Regions from separate parts of the Homo sapiens genome. Here region 2 is linked to region 1. Evidence: chromatin contacts called from ENCODE Hi-C data. All regions are on one chromosome and are shown on one strand. The core of a region is the stretch at or near the end of the contact, and the rest is flanking DNA. Distances in the headings are between cores, read along the strand shown.

The links. A loop is a pair of places that touch in the nucleus more often than their neighbours do. Pooled maps may share reads with other maps.
Region 2: a map of naive thymus-derived CD4-positive, alpha-beta T cell shows a loop between it and region 1 (5-fold over the local background). The contact joins two enhancer-like sites. A Hi-C loop is called at or near these places in 3 of 168 maps with a recorded cell type or tissue (CD4-positive, alpha-beta memory T cell, CD8-positive, alpha-beta T cell and naive thymus-derived CD4-positive, alpha-beta T cell) and 6 of 50 pooled maps.

What each region holds. Positions count from the first base shown.
Region 1 is chr4:113,900,740-113,903,439 of GRCh38, forward strand. It overlaps ARSJ (arylsulfatase family member J), which reads right to left. Exons shown (of 2, transcript NM_024590.4): 2 at 1-2,700. The coding sequence ends at 1,535. Among named protein-coding and RNA genes, the nearest start is that of ARSJ, 78 kb to the right of the region's middle. Within about 2 kb of position 1,417, at least 4 of the 41 ENCODE cell types and tissues checked have a DNase peak (open chromatin) inside an H3K27ac peak, as active enhancers do.
Region 2 is chr4:113,950,076-113,952,775 of GRCh38, forward strand. The region is part of intron 1 of ARSJ (arylsulfatase family member J); the gene reads right to left. Among named protein-coding and RNA genes, the nearest start is that of ARSJ, 28 kb to the right of the region's middle. Within about 2 kb of position 1,428, at least 2 of the 41 ENCODE cell types and tissues checked have a DNase peak (open chromatin) inside an H3K27ac peak, as active enhancers do.

The DNA of each region.
Region 1 (2,700 bases), core at 167-2,666:
GGGTCTACAGGATCCACACCAATCTATGCTCATTGATGACCCATGATAAACTTCATTACTGATAATACTCCTTTAATTCTCCTCATGACGTTTGCATGTGGGGTTTCCAAGCAAGGTTACCTACTCCAGGCAGGATCCGTATCTTCCATTTCTCTGTATCTCCCCACAGTGTCCACTTTGTATAAGAGTAAGTTTATTACTTTTAATGGGAAAAACCGCAACTAGTTTTGCACCAACCTAATATAAATGTTAGTTATTATTATGGGAAAATCTTTCTCCATGTCATAGCCAAGGGGAAGCATCTATCTGTAAAATCATATTATATTACTGTGGTTGTTAGCAAACCATTCCTTCAATTGCCTATTAGTAAAGATTTTTATTTTTTAGGACCAATGATACAATTTTAGCTAGAAGTTAGATCAGAAAAGCCACAGTAAATTTTCTAGTGCCATAAAGTAAATCATTTTAATAATTAAGATACATAAATAGTTTATGATAGAAACAATAAAGTTGTCTCAACTCTGCACAAACATTGAATTTCCAAGTAATTTGTAAGGAATATATTCATCTTATTACATTCAAAATCTTGGTTGAACAATGACGATTATAAAGTTTTCTGAATGATGTTTTTTATAGTCTGAATTCACACAGTATTACATTAATTTATAGTATTACAGTGCTTGGTAATTTGAAGAAATGAAATAAAATTATTCTAATGGTATGCAGGAAATAAAAATAAAATAAAGTCATTTGCATAACTTTTTATAAAAACAACAAAATATTTTTCTGTAAAAATAAATTAGGTTTTTTATACTGAAATGTTCTTCTAGTAAAGTGTTTAGAAAATAGTTACATTCATTGTGGGCAGTGTGCTCAAACATTCTTATTTGCCATTCCCTCACGCATGGTAAAATGAGGTGCAAGCTGTTCACATGTGAGAAAAACAGCTTTTCACAGGAAAAGAAACATATATATATATATAAAATAGAATTAATTAAAAAACCCAAGTGTCATATGACAGACATACAAAAATTCACCAAGAAAATATATTCTTCAAGGCCTTTGAGGTGACACAATCTTTGACTGTAATTTATCAAAGGTAGTTTTAATCATGCTACCCTGTAACTTCCATCAAATTAGCATGCTTGCGGATGGTATACCCTGTAACTTCCATCAAATTAGCATGCTTGCGGATGGTAGGTTATTGTTCTCCTCCTATAATTCAAAGCAGTGTTTGGTCAGTTGACTGAAGCACAGCAGTGGAACTCAGGACTCACCACGTTTTCTAAAGGAGCAAGAGAAATAAACATCTCCACTCTCTCTAAGTGTGGCTTGCAAGAGTAGCACCTTGGCACTGAGCAGGACAGTTTTCAGTGTGGCGGCCAGGTGGCAGAAGTCTCTGGAGTGGCACAGCATGAAAACAAGCCTGACGCTTAGGCCAGCGATATTATCGAGCCAAATTTGCTGGTTTACCTAGGAAACAGATGAAAGATAAGAACTGATTAAAGTTTAACCAAACAGGAAATATTTGTGCTTATCCACAAGTAACACCTGAATGGCAAGTTGAACCTGAGACTGCTTTCTGCTGTTTCTTCTTCTTTTTTTTGCTTTTCTTTTGCTTTTTCTCAGCCTGATTTTTGCTTGGCTTCTTTTTCTTGGTTTCCTCTTTATACCATGGTCCCCAGACCCCTCCATTGAGCCTAGGGTTACTTCTGGGGTCTTTGGGGGGATACCTGACCGGCACTGCAGTTTTGTTGAACTGTGAGAGCCTCCGTAGGAGCTTCTTCACGATTCCTGGATACCTGTTAGATAGGTCCACCCTCTCATATGGGTCGGCTGTGATGTTGAAAAGCCATACACTTTTGCCAGTTGACAAGGTGATCCGTTCATTGTGCCACCGGTTCGGTCCCAGGTTGCTGAAAGACTGAGGGGGGACCCAGTCGCTGTAGCCAGGATTTCCTGTAAGCAATTTCCAGTGCTGCACTCTGATGGCTGACTGGATTGCAGTGTTCCAGATCCCATAGCCTGCTGCCCAGGAGCCATTTTTTGCCTTGGTGTATATGGGGTCAATGTTATGCAAAATATCTACTCGGGGTGAGCGAAGACCCTCACTTATGGTCTCCCAGATATCATAGCCATCTAGTTGAATGTCCTCATCAATCTGTCCTTCAGCCAGTGAAATGAGAGTGGGGTACCAGTCAGTGATGTGCACAAGTTCCTTACACACTGTTCCCTTGTTTTTCAGAAGTGGGCTATGCACAAAGCCTACAGCCCGGATCCCTCCTTCCCAATATGTTCCTTTGCTACCTCTGAGAGGCCAGTTACTCCCTCCTGCCGTAGGCTGGCCACCATTATCTGAAGAGTAAATGATAATGCTGTTGTTATAGAAACCATAAGTCTTTAGAGCCAATGTCACGTTGTTGATTGCTTCATCTAAGCAGGAAAGCATGGCAGCATATCTCCTCCTGTTTATGTTGATAATGGATCGGTAGTGTTCGAAATACCTGCCAGGAGCTTGCAGTGGTGAATGAACAGCTTGATAGGCAATATATAAAAATATAGGCTTTGTGGGGTTATGGGAAGCTAAGATTTGCTGTACTCTCTGAGTGTACATCTGTGTGGAGTATATGCCATTGTCATAGTCCCAGGCAGCATTGTCGTTTTCATACAAGTCATAGCCACACATCCCAGGACTGTCAC
Region 2 (2,700 bases), core at 178-2,677, 49 kb after region 1:
AAGCTATATGGTTCTCGGGAAATAAAATGAAGTTCTAATAAAATGTACTGAAAAGTGATTACACGGCCCTAATAATGTGGGACTGTCTGAAAGGAGAAACCTGTTTCTGAAAGAACAGCTTCTCCTTTTCCCTCCCTTTGAAGTGATTTCAGCTGCCCAGAGCTGCCCTGAAGGAAATCCATCATAGAAAAGAAAGAATAGTCCTATTCTAACCCTCCCCCTTCCTTTTATGCTCCCCTAATACCTGCCTCTGCTGCAACCTCATCATTGCTTTATGACTGGCTGGTGAAGGGAAAAGCTATTCCTAGCATAGCAGATGTAGGAAGCCCCATCCAGATGAGCCCTGGAGCTGGCAGTAGGTTTGGTTTGGTAATGAGGAAACAGCTCAAGAGAAGCATGGGAAAGGGACATTGAACTATTCACTGAGAAACATTATCCAACAGTTGTGAGACAAATCTTGAAAGAGAGAGAAAGAGGGAAAAAGGGTGAATATAAGATGAGGGAAAGGGAAGAAAGAGAGGGAGAGGAAGAGGGGAGAGATAGTAATTTTGCTTCAAAAGGCCTGCAAATTCTGGAAGTATATAAATTCTGTTTGGTTTTGTAATGTGAATATTAAAATATTACACATCAGCCCCTTAAACTTATGCTAAAGTGACTGTATTCTCTTTATTTTTATAGCTATTAAGTCTTGCACATTAAGAGCGTATGCTTTCCTGATTATACCGTGACTAGGCATAAGAATGGGAATTATTTTCTCTGGAGTTTGTTATGAGGCAGCACCCTATTCTTAAAGAAATTTGCATACAGTTGAAGCACTGGTATACTGACGTGGTGTCCTGTTGTTCTGTTTATGGCACCAAACACTGCCAACACTGCCCAAGACTAAGAATTGGGAGAAAGGATTGGGAATAAAGGGAAATAAATGGAAGTTTTAAAAATGCTTGAAGAAACAAATAGAAACCAGAATCATAAAAGATAAAGATTTATGAGAAGGCATTAGAAACCCAGGGCAGTACAGCTATAAAGGCCCATACTTGTTACTTAGTAGTACAGCTGTCAAAAATGCTTCCAATATGGGGAAGTTCAATATCTCACCAGACAGCTCATTTTATTTCTGAAGAGTTTACTAATATAAGGTTCTCATTTGGATTAATCCAGGCTCTTCTTGTCTGGAATCTTAACAAATCTGGAATCTCTTCTATGTTAATGTTCTTCAAATATGTGAAGACAGTTACCACGTTTCTGAGTTGTTTCAGTTATTTCAGCCAATCCTCATGCTCTCTGGTTGCCAGATCTCCTTGGCACACACTTCAGTGTGTCAGTGTCCCTCTTACAATCTGGCACTTTGAATTGAACATAATCCTTCAGATGTGGTCTGGACAGTGTAAAGTTCAATGGGACTACTCCCTTTCTTGATCTGAAGTCGACACTTTATTAAGACTCACACGAGCTTATTTGGCAGCACGTCATACTGTTGGCACACGGTGAACTTGCAGGCAGCTAAAACCCCAAGTTATTTCTTTTTTCTATATTCACTGTTCTTAAGCCAGTTGTCCTCTCTCGTAGAAGAGGAGTTTATTTTATGAATCTACAGAGAGAATGTTTTGTTTCTTGACGCCTTCTCTCATTCTTCCTGCTCTTTAAAGATCTAGAAGATACTTAATTTTGTCCTTCAATATGTTAGCTATCCCTCCTGTTAATTCTGGTAAATATGTGTCTTCATCTGAATCATGCGTTTAAGAGTTTGAGGGGACAGAACTAACTCAGAACAAAGCCTTATAAATTGTTATTGAATAACTGCCCTTAGGTTAACTTTGATTTGTTACTCAATTCCCTTTTTAATGTCACGTTCAACTTTTTACTTATCATTCAGTTTATTTTTTTTCTGATTAAAAGGATTGTCTTTTCTACAAGGCTTGTTGAAACTGAGACATAGCATATGTATAACCTCCCCGGATTTTGCATGCTGGAAGAAATTTACTTTTCTTTTTCATTTTTTAAGAGACAGGGTCTCACTATATTGCCCAAGCTGGAGTGCAGTGACCATTCACAGGTGCATTCATAGTGTACCGCAGCCTTAAACTCCTGGCCTCAAGCAATCCTCTCATCTCAGCCTCTCAAGTAGCTGGCACCACTGCAAGAAATTTAAGTGATATATTTTGGGCTTGAATTATTTTCAAACAATTTAAGACCACTTCTAATAATCACCAATTCCTGTAGTAACTTACTGAATAAAAACCAACTTCCCAGCCAACTTGATTTTTTAAAATCAGGGAACCACAGTCAACCTATTAATTAGTTTTATTTCTAAAATCCAGACTTCTCTCTTTTTTGACATTGAGATACTAGTCTTCCATATCCTTGCTTTTTATGAGTCTTCAATGAATGCTTTAAAATATTTTCATACGCATATCAATATTTAAAATATGGCATGTAATGTAATGCACTCTGGGTTCTCAATTTAGCGAACTGTTCCTACAGTCTGTTAACCCATGAAACCAAGCGCTTTAATACAAGGTTAAACGCTTGGGTGAGGTAATGCTGAAAGCAGTCACTAGAGGGAAATAGAGGGCTGAGAACTAGGTACAGGAATGGTCGACCCCTGGTTAGAAGGACCAAGAGAACGATAGGCTGGAGAAGGCTAAACCTCTGTAGAAGAGGCTACTCTCAGGTTTACCCCGAAATTCCACTTTAGATATG